Regions from separate parts of the Homo sapiens genome. Here all the other regions are linked to region 1. The links are chromatin contacts, found by Hi-C or POLR2A ChIA-PET in ENCODE. All regions are on one chromosome and are shown on one strand. Each heading gives the region's core, a stretch centred on a gene start or an enhancer-like site at or near the end of the contact. The rest is flanking DNA. Distances are from core to core; before and after follow the strand shown.

Region 1 (2,785 bases), core at 118-2,617:
GGGTGAGAGGGAGCGTGAAGAGCTGTGGGAAGCCGAAGTGGCCCCATCAGAAGCTGTGCACAGGCACCTTGTTTTTAATGACACGGGTAGGTCAAAGCACAAACAGCTGCCAACTCATGACCTTTGTCTTAAAAGTTTAAACGGCAGGAGAACTGCTTTGGCTTTTACACATTTAACATGGTATCTTGGAGGCTCCTTAGTGCAGTAGAAAGGACATGAACTTCAAGAGTCAGGAGACACAGGGTCTTGCCTGAGCACTGCCATCAGATGGCCCCTTACCCTTCTTGAAATGTAATATGCCAGAGGTCGGCCCAGATATTCTCTGAGCACCCTTCCAGGCCTAAAACACTAGGATACTGTGAGATTAACTCCTACTTCTGGTCCTTCACTCCTGCCTGTTGGCAGCTCAGTCAGGTAATAGCACCTGGAGTTCACCCACCTGGGTGTCCCCCACTTCTGCTAATCTCCTCCTCTTGAATCCTTCTTGCTGTTCAGCTTGGAAACTAGAATTTAGGAAGAAAAGTCACTGTATGATGTAATGCACAGCTTTGGCCTTGTTTCTGCACTGTAGTGACCCAAACATCCCCGATAAAACACCCACTGCTTAAGAGGCAGGCTCGGATGGACTATAGCTTTGATACCACAGCCGAAGACCCTTGGGTTAGGATTTCTGACTGCATCAAAAACTTATTTAGCCCCATCATGAGTGAGAACCATGGCCACATGCCTCTACAGCCCAATGCCAGCCTGAATGAAGAAGAAGGGACACAGGGCCACCCAGATGGGACCCCACCAAAGCTGGACACCGCCAATGGCACTCCCAAAGTTTACAAGTCAGCAGACAGCAGCACTGTGAAGAAAGGTCCTCCTGTGGCTCCCAAGCCAGCCTGGTTTCGCCAAAGCTTGAAAGGTTTGAGGAATCGTGCTTCAGACCCAAGAGGGCTCCCTGATCCTGCCTTGTCCACCCAGCCAGCACCTGCTTCCAGGGAGCACCTAGGATCACACATCCGGGCCTCCTCCTCCTCCTCCTCCATCAGGCAGAGAATCAGCTCCTTTGAAACCTTTGGCTCCTCTCAACTGCCTGACAAAGGAGCCCAGAGACTGAGCCTCCAGCCCTCCTCTGGGGAGGCAGCAAAACCTCTTGGGAAGCATGAGGAAGGACGGTTTTCTGGACTCTTGGGGCGAGGGGCTGCACCCACTCTTGTGCCCCAGCAGCCTGAGCAAGTACTGTCCTCGGGGTCCCCTGCAGCCTCCGAGGCCAGAGACCCAGGTGTGTCTGAGTCCCCTCCCCCAGGGCGGCAGCCCAATCAGAAAACTCTCCCCCCTGGCCCGGACCCGCTCCTAAGGCTGCTGTCAACACAGGCTGAGGAATCTCAAGGCCCAGTGCTCAAGATGCCTAGCCAGCGAGCACGGAGCTTCCCCCTGACCAGGTCCCAGTCCTGTGAGACGAAGCTACTTGACGAAAAGACCAGCAAACTCTATTCTATCAGCAGCCAAGTGTCATCGGCTGTCATGAAATCCTTGCTGTGCCTTCCATCTTCTATCTCCTGTGCCCAGACTCCCTGCATCCCCAAGGAAGGGGCATCTCCAACATCATCATCCAACGAAGACTCAGCTGCAAATGGTTCTGCTGAAACATCTGCCTTGGACACAGGGTTCTCGCTCAAGTGAGTTTCTACACCCGGTGTTTCTCTTTACCTTTCTCATCTTTTTCTTTCTCATCTTTATTTTTAAAAATAATCCTATATATAATTTAAAAAATTCCCAGATATATTGATTAAAGAATTGTTCTGCCTCTTTCTTTCCATGTGTGTGCAGATGTCTGAGTGTGTGTGTGTCTGTCTGTAGGTATTACACCTCTGCCTTTCACATTAAGGAGGAGTTTTCACAACATCTGGCTTCAGGAGGGCTGGGAGGTAGGAGGTGGGACTGGCTCCCTGGTGAATTGCTCATGAGGGCTGACATACGCCTGTGGAGATTTGGAAGGTTGATGCACATCTGAAATGTCCTGCGGTTACTCAGAAAGACCAGAATGAGGCCAGGAAATTATCCATCAGGAATTCTTACTCTCCAAATGGAATCCACTTGTACTCTGCACGTGGGTTCAACTCCCTCGTCAGGGAGTTAGGATGTCTGGGTCCTAGTCTCAGCTTAGGCACTGATTCTGACTATGAGCAGGTTCTTTCCATGCTCACCCTCAGATTCCTTGTCAGTTGAAATTAGGAGATGGATGAGACCTTCTATGCAGAACCAAGAGGATGTCAGACGTGCCATAGGGTCCCTGCTGTAGGGCTGGGGCTTGGTCTTCCCTCTGATCAAAGTAGCTCTGCATTTATTAGTTTTATTTATTATTCTTACACTGCTGGGAAATATCTGTAGAGTGAAGGTATGCTAGTATCTACTCATAGATTTGTTGCATCAAATAATATGCACATAAGTGCTTGGCACCACACCTGGGACATAGTAATTATACAATCACTGTTACCTCTTTTTAATATTGTTGTTCATACTGTGTGTTGTTTCTCCTTATGAAAGCCTTTCAGAGCTGAGAGAATATACAGAGGGTCTCACGGAAGCCAAGGAAGACGATGATGGGGACCACAGTTCCCTTCAGTCTGGTCAGTCCGTTATCTCCCTGCTGAGCTCAGAAGAATTAAAAAAACTCATCGAGGAGGTGAAGGTTCTGGATGAAGCAACATTAAAGGTAGGTTTCCTTTGTAAGCATCTGCAGTAACCAATGGCTTATTATGGCTGTGTGGCCACCTTAGTTGGGCCAGAGGGGAAG
Region 2 (2,785 bases), core at 286-2,785, 1.9 Mb after region 1:
ATTTATGCCAATTTTCTCCATGACTGTTTCCGTTCCTAAAGAATACCAATATAATCTCTAGAATGCCTTGACCCTCCTTTTCACAAGATTTCTTATTTCAAGCAATCAACTGCCAACCATACAAAAATAAAAATAAAAAGGATTTCTTCTAAAACACAAAGCACACATGGCAGTGTTGTGTGTCTTCCTCAAAGAGCTTAATAAAAATTGTGAATGCTATGTATTACATGCAGACGCTTTCTAGAAAAAGAGCCCAACGACAACCTTGTTATGTAGGAAGAGAGAGCTATTGTGGACTGTAGCAGGAGGCCAAGAATAAGGTTTGAGATTCTACCTAAAACAAATATGGAGGTGGAAAGGCACAAGAAGCTTGCTGGACCCACCAGTCAGAGGTAGGCTGCAAGCTCTCGGCTATCAGAGGTCGGTTTAAAAGAACGATGGGCACCAGAGAGGCACGTACCCCAGGACAATGATAGGGCAGGCGGGGCACCGGGAATCGCGCTCAGGGAAAACTCAACAAGTCTAGAAGGCAAAGAGATGGATGAATGACTGCCAAGAGGCTCCCGCTGGCCTCTGGATGACCACTACCACTTTCCAGGATTTACTGCCCGCCGGCACTCGCCGGCTCGCGGACAGCCGCTCACCCCGCTGCCGTACCTGCCCCGACGTTCGCCCGGGACCCAGGGTATCCACCAATGACCCTGCCCGGAGCCGAAGCCTCCGTCGCAGGCCCGCTGCCCGGCGGCGTGGCTTCCCGGTCGGCACCGGCTTTCCAGGAGGAAGGCAGCGTCGGGCCTGCGGGGGCCGGACCCGCCTTCGAAAGTGGGCGGAAGGATGGCCGCCCTGGCGGAGTGCGGGCGAGGCCGGGAGCCCTTGCCTCAGCCCCGGCCCGGTCTTCTTCGTGCCGCGCCGCCCTCAGCCCTCACCACAGCCGGCCGCGAGCTGCGGGCTCGGGGCTGAGGCGATGGGGAAAGGGGGCGGGCGCGCCATCATGAAGGGGAAAATGGTGGGCGGGCGGGCCCGCGCGCGGCCGCGGTACTCACCCGGGCCGGCCAGTGCGGGTAGCCCTTCATCTTGGCGAAGACCAGGTCGCCCGCTTTGTACTCGCGGGGCCGCGGACGCGCCATCCCAGCCGCTCCCCTTCCTGGTAGTCCTTGGTCGCCGCGAAGATGCCGGGAGGCCGCCCCCCCGCGGGCCGACGAATTGCGCCGCGCTCCCCGCGGGCCTCAAGCCGGGCGGACGAGCGGCCGCTCCGACGAGGGGAAGCGGCGAGGCGGCGGCTGAGGCAAGGGGTGGGCGGGGGGCGCAGCAGGCCCGGCAAATCACGGCCCGGCAGCGGGGGAGGGGAGCCCCCGGCCGTTCGGCGCTCGCCCGCGTCCGGCCGCGCCAAGGTCCCCGCCGCCGCCGCCGCCGCCGCCGCGCGCGCTGCTCACCAGCGCCGCGTCGCCTGCCTCATGCCGCCGCTGCCGGTCTCCCTCCCGGGCTCCCGGGCGCGGCGCGAGCGCCGGGCCTCGCGTCTGCTCCGAATTCCTTCTCGGGCAGCGACCGCAAACACGATCTTATTATTGTTCTCGCGCGCGCTCAGCATCCCCCCCCCGCCCCGCTTCCCGCTTCCCGCTCCCCTCCCCTTCCCTCCCGCGCGGGCCGGTTAATTCCTAGGTACACGGCCGGCTTTCGCGGAGAAACCGAGCGCGCCAGCCCGGCTTCTCGGCTGGCGGGCGGGCGGTGGGCGCGTCCTCCCCCAGCACCGAAGCCCGCGCCGGGCGGGCGGGAGTGCCTACTCCGGAGGACGCCCGCCGCCTGCTCTCTTTTGTTCTTGGCCCGGAGCTGCCTGCCGCAGCCCAGCCAATCACCACCCGGCCGCCCCCTTCCCCTCCCGTCCGTGCCACTCTGGGGGTTCTCCCCACTCGCGCCCCCCGCTCCCACGCCCACCTCCCGCTGACTCGACCCTCTCCTGGCTACCCCCAGCCAGCCACTTCCGCGGCTGCTCTCTGGTGAGTGGGGGACAAAGGCGCTCCAGGCCTGGGGGACGGCGGCGCGAGGGGACCCTCTGCTGGGCACCAAGCTGCCGGAAAGAGCACCGCTCCGGAGTCAGCGACCTTATTGGATTCTTGCCCCAGGTCTGCCCTTAACAATGCAGTGTGACCCACCTAGGGCGAGCTATTTAATCGGAGTCATGGGAGGTTTTCTCATTTGCTGAGTGGCACAGACGGGATTCGAACCTGTATCCACATGAGTCCAAAGTCCATAAGCGATTATGTTTCTCTCTGTGTGCGTTTTCTAGGCCTGCAGTGTTTGTGAAAAGGACTTGCACTGGCCGGTCACTTGTTTCCAATCCTGGCAACCTTTTGGACAACGTTTTTGAAATTAGCATCCCTTTCTGGAGATGTATGTACATATACAGTTCATTAGCTCTAGAACATGTTCATTTACCACTATTTTACTCTAAATTCCCTAGCTGGCTGCTTTCAAAGACATTTTGAGAGTAGGAATCTTCCTAACACTCTCTTTTGTGAGGAGTAAGTAGAATAATTCAAGGAATCGTTTGGAGTCTGTCCAATGAACGAATGCTGCTTCTTTAATCATGCTGTAACCCACCTCCTTTAAGGGGTCAGCTGGCATAGCTCCTAAATGCTGCTTTCTGTGGCCCTCACCTTGTCACACGGACAGTTCTCATTTGTGTCTGTTCTCTCTCCCTTTTACAGAAGCTACAGTTTTCCCCACCATCCGCCCCCCTCTCTGGCCTTGTAGAATGGTGTGTGTGTGTTTTAACTCCTGCTCTTGT
Region 3 (2,785 bases), core at 90-2,589, 1.5 Mb after region 1:
CTTAAGACTTCAGTATGTATTTGATTTCTGCCGTTGGAATACTTTTCAATACTGTTTTAAATTATGCTTACTCTTGCATCTCTGAGTCCTTTATAGAATCCAGTTGTTGTATTTTAAGCAGAATACTGGTTGGAAATTACTGTAGAGGCATACTAGCCAGAATGTAGAAGGCTGTTCTTGCAGACTGACTAGCACACTGAGGACCCTTACTATTGGAAATCTTTCTAAAGTGCAATGGGACAGAAAGAAAAAGTGGGCCACTTGTCTTGGCAAGTGCAGTACACTGAATACTCCTGACAGTTTCTTTAATAGGGCTATAGTTCTCACTCAGAATTTGAATTTTGACTTTAGACATTAAGTGTTGAGGAGAATGGCCTAAATCTGCCTAGACTTGGAGCCTACTTCTTTGGGGGGTATGTGTGTGCACTTTAGATAAATCCTAGCAAAATTTATGTAAATTTGTTTTTAAAAGTATGCTTAAGCACCTCCACCTAAACTGTGCAAGGTTACTGTAATAAGTGTTATGAATGATATAGCAGTTCCAAACTGTGATTCTGGTTAATTGAGCAATCTGGCTATTCTGAGTTCAGAGCTTCACTGTACCTAGAACCAGGTACAAATGAAAATGTTCATATATTAGGTGGAGACCCAATGGCCTGTTTCCATGGGGTTTGCAACAACTGCCCTGTGAATGAAAAGTAAAGAGTTCGCGTGGCTGTGTCTAGATCGGACTTTGGAAGTGGGCAGATCTTTGTGGGGTGCCACATTCCCAGCCCAGATTTAATGCACATGGTTTTGGGAAGTTCTGTTCAACTCACAAATGCTGCTAATTCACAGGAAAGAATAAGAAAGTGTGAATTTGCACCAGAGAATGCCCTTGATTGTGAAACCTGTCTCATTACCCCCAGAAAGAAATTGTAATAAGAAGGTATAAGTTTAAATCCAAAGCAAAATAGCCTTTTGTTAGCCACAGCACGGCCTTTCAATCCTGAACTAGAATTGATTATTAATCCTTGAAGCCTTACCTGGAAGATCTCTAAATTAGTGGCCACAGTCAGGCCTGTCTCCAGCAGGCGATAAAAGATTTTTACCCTCTCAGGGGTCTCCAGGTGCCAGAGTGAAAAATAGCTTCTCCTCACCAATGCCTTGAAGCTCTGATCTAATTGTGTTTTGACAGCATTTCACATCCTCAAAAATAAAGTATGTAAGCCACCTCAGGGTAATGTAGGTGGAATTAAACACATTATATACAGAAAAATGTGCCAGCACCACCCCTCCGGTGGCGGTTCATTGAGTTGCCGGTTAAAGTTTTATTTTAAGCCTTTTCATGTGTAGAAACCTACTCACTTCATTGTCATAGAATGAGTCATCACTGACTAATACCCAAGACTGAAGTTAAATTGAGCAGGATAAATTTTTTTTAAAAGATTTCTTTTAGCTGGACAGGGTAATGAAGGAGATACAGCTTCAGAGGTATCCAGGTCACGCACAGTGGGTGAGACTATTCCACCCCAGGCCTCCGTAACACTCTTCAGGATGGGAGGGACAGATCACATTTGTCTTGAAAAACCGTCATTCTAACAAAAGTGCATGTCTGTTCCTGTCAGTTGCTATGGATTTGAAGAAGTTAGCAGAAAGGAAGTGGTTAAGCTAAAACATGAGCTATTCAGCTGTCCTGGATTCAACCAGGGAGCTTATCGTTAGCACGTAATCAAGGCATTTGCTTAATGAAGTGATTATTTGTTTAAATCATGGTGTTAACTGATAGGAGATTTCACAATTTCATAGCAGTAATGTCCTGGGAAGGGAAAGTGTTTTATTGATAGTACTAGCTCTGCTTATTCAATTTCAGGATCTATGGATGAAGTGTTGGCCTCCTTAAGGCATGGCAGAGCTCCTCTCCGGAAGGTGGAAGTGCCGGCGGTGCGCCCTCCCCACGCCTCAATCAATGAGCACATTCTGGCTGCCATAAGGCAAGGGGTCAAACTGAAGAAAGTTCACCCTGATCTTGGCCCAAACCCCAGCAGCAAACCAACCAGCAACAGACGCACCAGTGACCTTGAGAGGAGCATCAAGGCTGCGCTCCAGAGAATCAAGAGGGTGTCTGCTGACTCTGAGGAGGACAGTGATGAGCAGGACCCTGGCCAGTGGGATGGTTAGGCTCAAGTTTGACAAAGGCACCTGCCACAGTAGGCTTGAATAAAGTGGGTGAGTCTTAGACCTATCGAAAAGCATACTAACAGGGTGCTGATAGATGGGCCACATAACACCCCGGAAGATCAGCAGGGCCTTGTGTAGGCTGCTGCAGCATTTTTTTTTTTTTTCTTTTTTGAGATGGAGTCTCACTCTGTCGCCCAGGCTGGGGTGCAGTGGCGCCATCTCGGCTCACCGCAAGCTCCGCTTCCCAGGCTGGGGTGCAGTGGTGCGATCTTGGCTCACTGCAAGCTCCGCCTCCTGGGTTCACGCCATTCTCCTGCCTCAGCCTCCCGAGTAGCTGGGACTACAGGCGCCACCACCTTGCCCAACTAATTTTTTGTATTTTTTAGTAGAGACGAGGTTTCACCGTGTTAGCCAGGATGGTCTCGATCTTCTGACCTCGTGATCCGCCTGCCTCAGACTCCCAAAGTGCTGGGATTACAGGTGTGAGCCACCACGCCCAGCCTTTTTTTTTTCTTTCTTTTGAGACAGAATCTCTCTGTCATCCAGGCTAGAGTGCAGTGGCACGATCTTGGCTTACTGCAACCTCCACCTCCCAGGTTCAAGCAATTCTCTGTCTCAGCCTCCC
Region 4 (2,785 bases), core at 139-2,638, 1.4 Mb before region 1:
TTCCTCATAATAGCTAAAATAATTCTGTTTGAACGAACGAATTAACATCTGTATAGATTCCCTCATACACACCTACATAGATGAAGAGAGGGGTGAAATGAGCATATATGCTTTACTGCTTTAACCCATAGGCACCTTGAATTTGAGTAAATAACGGATAATAGAATAGTGAAGGGTAATTAAGAAAGCCTGATGGTATAACTAATTCCAAGGAACATCAAGTTTCCAAATATCTGGTGTCTCTGAAGCATGATGCTGGGAAGACAGATCATCAGTTTGACTTACAACAGAATTACAAATACGTACTTATTCAGGGGACATTAAATTTTTCTTCCTCTGGTGTCTAACAAAAATGAGTCCCCAAAAACTCTTTAGAACATGCCTTCACAACAGGATATGACTGCCATTTTATTGATAAGAAAACTGACATTACATAGACTAAAAATACATAGCAGTGCAGTTGGTGAAAGTAATGAAACAGAGGTCTGCTAACCAACAAACACGGACCCTCACTTATTCCTCTCATTTCTCTCTTCTGTTTCCTACGTTCTTGGGAAGCCTGGATATGATAGCCAAGTCTTCCTTTCGTTCACTCAAGAAAAAGCATTTAATGTTGACCAACTCTGAGACAGGAAAAGCCTAGGCCCTGGAGCTACTGAGACACAGCCTTAGCCCTCCATATGCTTAGTGAAGTCCAGTCAACCTCTGAGTTCTGCCCTTTGGCATCTCCACACCTTTTTTGGTGTTCCCTCGTCTAAAGCACCTGCATCTTTCTCTGGCCATTTTACTAATATAACCGGAGTCTTACTCGTAGCTCATTAACTTTAGGCCTCACTGAGGGAACCTGGGCACTCAGGTGTTCACCCATCTCCTCTACCACAACTTTCTGTTCTCACCGTGCTCTCACCACAGCACCGTCATCCCCACGGAGGGTTTTCGAGCACCAAAAGAGCCACCCATGCAAACAAACTCCCCTCCCAGAGATAAATCTGTCAACCCCTGCCGTCCTCTCGCTCTTTAGCCCCACAACTTTCACTACCGGGCCCTCTCCCCGCCATAGTGCCAAGAGCGTCCAGACCACGACTAGGGGGCGTGCGCGCGCCGGGAGGGGAAACGTGCGCGCGCCGGGGGGTGGGGGGGCGCCTAGCCCAGCGCCAGCACGGACCATGCACAGATCAGCAATCGCTGGCCGCCAGGCCTTCGGAGGGTCTGTCCGCCGCGGCTTCCGCTACGGGCGGCCTCGCACCTTCTGGCTCAGTACGCGGGACTGGCGTAGCCGCTCCTCGGCACTCATCGCCCGCAGACGCTGCTTCAGCTCTCCCCGCAGGCTCCGCTTGGCGCTGCTCACCGCTGCCGCCGCCATCTCACGCCCAAGCCGAGTCCAGTCCCGCCCTCGGCGCCCTGGGCGCCCTCGGGTTCGGTCTCCGCCCCTGGCCGCTCCCAGGTGGATCCGCGGCCTAGGGGCGGGTCGGGGCTCGGGGAAGCGCCCCCACCCCGCTTCCGGGACGCGGGCCCGCGGCGCGCCGCGCGCTTACCTCGCCTCTGGCCCTTGGGACCCAGCCCTCGTGCGGTCCCCGTGGTCCGGCTCGCCCTCCCCGGTTAGGGGAGCGGTGGCGAGGCGCCGTCGCTGCCCTGCCGCCTGACCTCCCTGAGCCTGGGCCCTCACCGGGACCGCGGAGGCGGCAGCGCCACTGGCGGGGATGGTAAAGATGGCCGGCAGTACCCACGGTGCCTGGCATCTCTTGTACTGTTCAGTAGTGGGACTTCAGGGGCCAGAAAAGAAGGGCAAGGCAGGACATGTAGCGAAATCGTCACGAGTCGCTTAACTACAGGGATAGGTCTGACAGATGCCCCGATTTCCTTCTTGTGCAAACATCAGAGTGTAGTTACACAAAGTTACTACACACCTATGCTACACACCTGTACAGCGTATTTTGTACCGAATACTGTAGGCAATTGTAAGCACCGTGATACTTGTGTATCTAAACACAGAAAAGGTAATGTGTTGGTTGGCTACCACATCAGTAGGTATTAGGAATTTTTCAGCTCCATTATAATCTTAAGGGACCACAGTGGTTGATGGAAATGTCCTTATGTGATGAATGTATAGATGATACATAATCGGGAACACTGCTAAAGCAATAACTGTAGTGTAAAAGCCAAATTTTGCGGGTTTCTAGTGTGAATGTATTCCAGGTAATAGTGCCCACATAGGTACTTCCTGTTATAACCATCAGTGACTGTTCATTCCCACCACTCAGCTCTGATTAAAACACAAAAATGAATTAAAACTAAAAGCAGTTGGGGGGTGGGTGAGGCACTTGCAGGAAGAGGTAAAAGAAACTGTTAAGTCTTAAACTGCTCCCAGTAGACAGGCGCCTCAGATGGCATAGACGGTTGCCTCTCAGATGTGACTTCCTAAGAAAACCAGAGCTGTCTCTGCCAAAAATACGTCCCTACTGACCGCCCCAGTGTCTTAATCCCCACCGTTAAGAATCACACCTCCTAGGTAAAGCATTAATTAAGTGCCCGGTGAGAATGCACATGGCTTGAGAGGGGAGTTCTGGCTTCTTTATGGAATCTATCAACAGCTTCCAGGGAAAGCTAATGCAAGTCCCAGGGGGACTGTGTTGTAAGAAAAAGGGAAGGCCAGGCAGGTACAGCGTATACATAGTGCAATTAGATTTGCTGACCTAAAAGTTAGAACACGAGGTCTAACAAACTACGTACTTTTCTAATCTGTTCATTTTTACCAAAAAATAAAAATTAAAATTAACACTAGCTC
Region 5 (2,785 bases), core at 286-2,785, 1.3 Mb before region 1:
TTTCGGATTTTCTTTTCTTTTTCTTTCTTTCTTTTTTTTTTAAATTGAGACAGAGTCTTACTCTGTCACCCAGGCTGGAGTGCAGTGGTGCAACCCCGGCTCACTGCAACCTCTGCCTCCTGGGTTCAAGTGATTCTTGTGCCTCAGCCTCCTGAGTAGCTGGGATTACAGGCATGCACCCCCATGCCTGGCTAATTCTCGTATTTTTAGAAAAGACGGGGTTTCTCCATGTTGGCCAGGCTGGTCTCGAACTCCTGGCCTCAAGTGATCTGCCTACCTTGGCCTCCCAAAGTGCTGGGATTACAGGTGTGAGCCACCACCCCGGCTCTTTTAGATTTTCTACGTAAACAATCATATCATCTGAGAGCAAAGACAGTTTAATATTCCTTCTTAATCAGTACATATTTTCTTTTCTGGTCTTATTACATTATTAGATCTTCCAGTATGACACTGAGAGGTGACAGTGTGCTGGCAGTCCTCACAGCCCTCGCTCGCTCTGGGCGCCTCCTCTGCCTGGGCTCCCACTTTGGCGGCACTTGAGGAGCGCTTCAGCCCGCCGCTGCACTGTGGGAGCCCCTTTCTGGGCTGGCCAAGGCCGGAGCCGGCTCCCTCAGCTTGTGAGGAGGTGTGGAAGGAGAGGCAGGGGGGGTACCGAGGCTGCGCGCTGTGCTTGCGGGCCAGCGTGAGTTCCGGGTGGGCGTGTGCTGGGCAGACCCCGCACTCCGAGCGGCCTGCGGGCCCCACTGGCCCTGGGCAGTGAGGGGCTTAGCACCTGGGCCAGCAGCTGCTGTGCTCAATTTCGCTCCCGGCCTTAGCTGCCTTCCGGCGGGGCAGGGTTTGGGACCTGTCGCCTGCCATGCCTGAGCCTGCCCGCCCTCCGTGGGCTCCTGTGCGGCCCGAGCCTCCCCGACGAGCGCCGCCCCCTGCTCCAGGGCACCCAGTCCCATTGACCACCCAAGGGCTGAGGAGTGCGGGCGCATGGCGGGGGACTGGCAGGCAGCTCCACCTGCAGCCCCAGTGCGGGATCCACTGGGTGAAGCCAGCTGGGCTCCTGAGTCTGGTGGGGACATGGAGAACCTTTATGTCTAGCTCAGGGTTTGTGAATGCACCAATCGACACTCTGTATCTAGCTACTCTGGTGGGGCCTTGGAGAACCTTTATGTCTAGTTCAGGGATTGTAAATATACCAGTCGGCACTCTGTATCTAGCTCAAGGTTTGTAAACACAGCAATCAGCACCCTGTGTCTAGCTCAGGGTTTGTGAATACACCAATCGACACTCTGTATCTAGCTACTACCAGGGGACTTGGAAAACCTTTGTGTGGACACTGTATCTAGCTAATCTGGTGGGGACGTGGAGCACCTCTGTGTCTAGCTCAGGGATTGTAAACGCACCAATCAGCGCCCTGTCAAAACAGACCACTGGGCTCTACCAATCAGCAGGATGTGGGTGGGGCCAGATAAGAGAATAAAAGCAGGCTGCCAGAGCCAGCAGTAGCAACCCGCTAGGGTCTTTTTCCACACCGTGGAAGCTTTGTTCTTTTGCTTTTTGCAATAAATCTTACTGCTGGTCACTCTTTGGGTCCACACTGCCTTTATGAGCTGTAACACTCACCGCGAAGGTCTGCAGCTTCACTCCTGAAGCCAGTGAGACCACGAGCCCACTGGGAGGAATGAACAACTCCAGAAACGCCGCCTTAAGAGCTGTAACACTCACCATGAAGGTCTGCAGCTTCACTCCTGAGCCAGCGAGACCACGAACCCACCAGAAGGAAGAAACTCCGAACACATCTGAACATCAGAAGGAACAAACTCCGGACACGCTGCCTTTAAGAACTGTAACACTCACTGTGAGGGTCCACGGCTTCATTCTTGAAGTCAGTGAGACCAAGAACCTACCAATTCTGGACACAGTGAGACCAAGAACCCACCAATTCCGGACACAACACTGAAAAAGAGAAGTGAAAGAGGACACCCTTACCTTGTTTCTGAGCTGAGAAAGCTTCTTGTTTCTCACCATTAATAGGTGTTAGCTATAGGGTTTTGTTAATGTTCTTTATCAAATAGAGGAAGTTCTCTTCTAGTCCTAGTTTGGTGAGAGTTTTTATCATAAATGGGTATCGGACTTAGTCAATTTTTTTTTGTATCTATTGATGTAATCTTGTGATTTTTCTTTCTCTGTTGATGTGATGGATTATAGTGATTGAGTTTTTGAATGTTGAACCAGGCTTGCATACCTTGGGTAATTCCATTTGGTCACGGTATATAATTCTTTTGTTTTGTTTTGTTTTTGAGACGAAGTCTCGCTCTGTCACCCAAGCTGGAGTGCAGTGGCGTGATCCCAGCTCACAGCAACCTCCACCTCCCAGGTTCCAGCGATTCTCCTGCCTCAGCCTCTGGAGTAGCTGGGACTACAGGTGCGTGCCACCATGCCCAGCTAATTTTTGTATTTTTAGTAGAGACAGGGTTTCACTATGTTGGCCAGGCTGGTCTTGAACTCCTGACCTCGTGATCCACCTGCCTCAGCCTCCCAAAGTGCTGGGATTACTGGCGTGAGCCACTGCACCCAGCCTGTTTTGTTTTGTTTTGTTTTTTGAGTTGAAGTTTCCCTCGTCATCCAGGCTGGAGTGCAATGACGCGATCTCAGGTCACTGCAACCTCCACCTCCCAGGTCCAAGCAATTCTCCTGCCTCAGCCTCCCAAGTAGCTGGGACTACAGATGTGCACCACCACGCCCAGCTAATGTTTGTATTTTTAGTAGAGATGGGGTTTTTACATGTTGACCA
Region 6 (2,785 bases), core at 286-2,785, 1.2 Mb after region 1:
CAGCTTGATGGAGATACCTCTTACTGGGCCTCTCTGAATTCGCTTCATCAGATGCGTGACATAACTACAAAGCACACACAGCCAAAGAGAACAGTGAGAAGACAAATCAACTCCCACCTGGTACTGAGCACATGTGCATATATAAATACCCGCTTTAGTTCTTTTCCACAGTGAGAAGGAAGAGGACTCACTATCCTGGGACCTCCTACACATAGAACCTCCACTGGCCTGAGCATTCCTTCCCCTTGGTTTCTCACTCTCTATTCAAACTCTCCTTCATGATGATCAAGCGCCCCACCCCCAACTCGCCCCGCCCCGCCCCGCAGTTTCACGACCCTTCACAGCCTTCATTTTCTTCCAATTTCAAATTCACATAACTTGGCAATTAATACGTTGACTTTGGCACTATTCTTCCAGGCCATATGCCTATAAATCTCTCGAACAGTAACTGCAACTGTGAAGTAAGCATTAGAAGTTGACATCCAGCCGGGCGAGGTGGCTCACGCCTGTAATCCCAGCAATTTGGGAGGCCGAGGCGGGCGGATCGCTTGAGGTCAGGTGTTCGAGACCAGCCTGGTCAACATTGTGAAACCCTGTTGTCTACTAAAAATACAAAAATTAGCCGAGTGTGGTAGCACGTGCCTCTAATCCCAGCTACTGGGAAGGCTGAGGCATGACAATCGCTTGAACCCGGGAGACGGAGGTTGCAGTGAGCCGAGATGGCGCCACTGCACTCTAGCCTGGGCGCCAGGGCAAGATTCCGTCTCAAAAAAAAAAGAAAAAAAAGAAAGAAAAAAGTTGACAACTAAAAGCAACGTAGCTTCAAAGCAAGAGGTCTGACGGTGGCTACCTTCGACCCAGGGTCACCGCGGCCAGTCATGACACAGGCCTAAGTTCACAACAGAAATCCTGCACACGCAGAGCTCTAGCCCTTCTCCGGGACACCAGGGAGTCTCAGGCTAACGAAACCACCAAGGCACCGTCTCTTCCCGAGTCGGAGGGCGGCAGAGCACACAAACAGATCGCGGAGCCCCGGAGGCCGAGGAAGGCCCGACTCACCCTGCTATCTTGTTGCGGAGCTTTTTGCTGGGGATAATGGCGATCTCCTCGCACACGCGCTTGTTCGTGTGGAAGTCGTTGCCCAGGCGCGTGTAGTACTTTTCTATGATGACCCGGGCCGCCTTCTTCACGGTTTTGGTGCGAACGCGGCCCTGCGGGTGGAGAGGACAGGATCACTCACGAGCCAGCGCAACCTTCTGGGAAGAGTGCGGCGCCGAGCCCCGGCCGGTGTGGTTGGGGACCGCCGGCTGCGCTGAGCCGGAGAGGGCCCGGCTAAACAGTGCCGGGCGCCGGGCTTAATGCGGAAGCCGCCGGCCCGTTGCGCTCCAGCCTGACAGGGCTCTGCGCCTTCCCGGCCCAGGGCCTCTCTGTGGGCTGAGGACCGCGGGAAGCTGCAGATGGGGGACGATTGTGGAGGATGGCGGCCTCGAGCCAAAACACCTACCATGTTGGCGGGTCCTTGGTAAAAGAGGAAACAGGAAGCACAGGCGAAGCCTGTTAAAGCTTAGGCCAGAAAGCCGCTTCCGCCCGGCCACGGTCGCTCTGAGCCTACTCGGGAGCCACACAGCGCCCCCTGGCGGAGTGGAGCGGGGGCGGCGGTGGCGCGCCCCTCCGGTGGGCAGGGTGTCTGTCCCGCCCCCGACGGCTCCTCCCTTTCCGCTCCCCGCTCCCCTCGGTTGACTTGGGCTCGCTTCTCTCCCCCATCTGATTTTTAATGGGACCGCCCGTGCGATGTGCTCTAGCGTAGCGTCCATCTCTTCCACACACGCCAGGGAGAGGAGAAGCATCCGGTCCTCGGGAGGACCGAGAAAAGAAGGCGATCCAGGGCCGTGGAACAATGAGGAAGTGGGGGATGGCGGCCGCCCAGGTCCCCCACTCAGTCCGCGGGCCGGAGACTTGTCAGGTAGAGACAGGGTGCGACTGGGCGAGACGTATCTCATTTCTTCCGGGCCTTTGCTCAAATGTCGCCTTATCAGAGGGCTTTCCCTTCAAACTTAGGTAAAATAACTCCCTCACTATCCCTGCTTATATTTCCTAGCACTTGCCGTGTGATTCGGCTTATTTTTCTCAACTAGGGGTGAGCTCCATGACAGTAATGGTCATTTTGTTTAGCTAATTCCCAGTGCTTGAACAGCGCCTAGCACGTAACAACCTCTAACATTGACGTGAAGGGCCCAGCTCACCAGCAGAGCTCCCAACACCTCAGGTACCTTCTCCATCCACTATCTTCAGGCTGTTCCTGCCGCACCCATCCTCAAACCAGGGCCTTCCGAAGCCACCAGCGCAGGCTGCCCCGATGGGCCGCAGCCTAGGTAGGGCCCTGCCCCCTTCTTCCAACTCTGCTCCCTGGGCTGACAGCAATCCTAGGCTCCCACCTGACAGGGGAAGGCTGAGCTGGCCAGGCTGGATGAGTTAAGCCCAGGGCTGTGCCTCATTCCTCAACGCACCTTGGGTACTCCAGTCGGACTCTCAACTGATTGGGGATGGAAACCTGAAGGACAGGAAACCCTGGCAGCAAAAAGTACCAATGGGACAAAAGAAAAGGCCAGAATCTCAGAACTGCGGGAGCAAACTTCCAGTCAAGCTGCTGTCAGGCCCGAAGTGAAAGATCAGGGTTTTTGTTTTTGTTTTTGTTTTTGAGACGGAGTCTTGCTGTCGCCCAGGCTGGAGTGCAGTGGCGCGATCTCGGCTCACTGCAACCTCTGCCTCCCAAGTTCAAGCGATT

What was found. A loop is a pair of places that touch in the nucleus more often than their neighbours do. ChIA-PET counts read pairs that join two places held with the same protein, here RNA polymerase II (POLR2A). Pooled maps may share reads with other maps.
Region 2: a map with no recorded cell type shows a loop between it and region 1 (9-fold over the local background). The contact joins the promoter of HDGFL3 here to the enhancer-like site in region 1. A Hi-C loop is called at or near these places in 6 of 37 single-sample maps with no recorded cell type and 8 of 50 pooled maps.
Region 3: a map of GM12878 shows a loop between it and region 1 (3-fold over the local background). The contact joins two enhancer-like sites. A Hi-C loop is called at or near these places in 1 of 168 maps with a recorded cell type or tissue (GM12878), 1 of 37 single-sample maps with no recorded cell type and 2 of 50 pooled maps.
Region 4: a map with no recorded cell type shows a loop between it and region 1 (4-fold over the local background). The contact joins the promoter of MTHFS here to the enhancer-like site in region 1. A Hi-C loop is called at or near these places in 2 of 37 single-sample maps with no recorded cell type and 7 of 50 pooled maps. POLR2A ChIA-PET finds 5 or more read pairs at or near these places in 1 of 52 experiments (activated B cell).
Region 5: a loop to region 1 is called in a map with no recorded cell type, with 8 times the contacts of the local background. The contact joins two enhancer-like sites. A Hi-C loop is called at or near these places in 1 of 168 maps with a recorded cell type or tissue (transverse colon), 3 of 37 single-sample maps with no recorded cell type and 3 of 50 pooled maps. POLR2A ChIA-PET finds 5 or more read pairs at or near these places in 1 of 52 experiments (GM12878).
Region 6: a loop to region 1 is called in a map of CD8-positive, alpha-beta T cell, with 4 times the contacts of the local background. The contact joins the promoter of RPS17 here to the enhancer-like site in region 1. A Hi-C loop is called at or near these places in 2 of 168 maps with a recorded cell type or tissue (CD8-positive, alpha-beta T cell and GM12878), 3 of 37 single-sample maps with no recorded cell type and 9 of 50 pooled maps.

The regions. Positions count from the first base shown.
Region 1 is chr15:81,298,809-81,301,593 of GRCh38, forward strand. It overlaps IL16 (interleukin 16), which reads left to right. Exons shown (of 19, transcript NM_172217.5): 14 at 572-1,667; 15 at 2,536-2,704. Among named protein-coding and RNA genes, the nearest start is that of STARD5, 24 kb to the right of the region's middle. Within about 2 kb of position 1,368, at least 7 of the 41 ENCODE cell types and tissues checked have a DNase peak (open chromatin) inside an H3K27ac peak, as active enhancers do; they include CD8-positive, alpha-beta T cell and GM12878, where a contact is called at or near this core.
Region 2 is chr15:83,206,288-83,209,072 of GRCh38, forward strand. HDGFL3 (HDGF like 3) reads right to left here and starts at 1,536. Exons shown (of 6, transcript NM_016073.4): 1 at 1,044-1,536. The coding sequence starts at 1,127. RefSeq lists silencers at 794-1,243, 1,634-1,973 and an enhancer at 1,834-2,447.
Region 3 is chr15:82,831,377-82,834,161 of GRCh38, forward strand. WHAMM (WASP homolog associated with actin, golgi membranes and microtubules) reads left to right here. Exons shown (of 10, transcript NM_001080435.3): 10 at 1,853-2,785. The coding sequence ends at 2,160. Among named protein-coding and RNA genes, the nearest start is that of WHAMM, 23 kb to the left of the region's middle. RefSeq lists enhancers at 910-2,109, 1,223-1,422. Within about 2 kb of position 1,340, at least 7 of the 41 ENCODE cell types and tissues checked have a DNase peak (open chromatin) inside an H3K27ac peak, as active enhancers do.
Region 4 is chr15:79,895,626-79,898,410 of GRCh38, forward strand. MTHFS (methenyltetrahydrofolate synthetase) reads right to left here and starts at 1,389. Exons shown (of 3, transcript NM_006441.4): 1 at 1,247-1,389. The coding sequence starts at 1,363. All of the region lies in intron 2 of ST20-MTHFS (ST20-MTHFS readthrough), which reads right to left. RefSeq lists a silencer at 1,398-1,697 and an enhancer at 1,838-1,887.
Region 5 is chr15:80,015,889-80,018,673 of GRCh38, forward strand. No RefSeq gene overlaps it. Among named protein-coding and RNA genes, the nearest start is that of ZFAND6, 42 kb to the right of the region's middle. RefSeq lists an enhancer at 1,680-1,839. Within about 2 kb of position 1,536, at least 3 of the 41 ENCODE cell types and tissues checked have a DNase peak (open chromatin) inside an H3K27ac peak, as active enhancers do; they include GM12878, where a contact is called at or near this core.
Region 6 is chr15:82,538,922-82,541,706 of GRCh38, forward strand. RPS17 (ribosomal protein S17) reads right to left here and starts at 1,536. Exons shown (of 5, transcript NM_001021.6): 1 at 1,505-1,536; 2 at 1,060-1,211; 3 at 1-64. The coding sequence starts at 1,507. RefSeq lists silencers at 1,543-1,662, 1,673-1,772 and an enhancer at 1,892-2,393.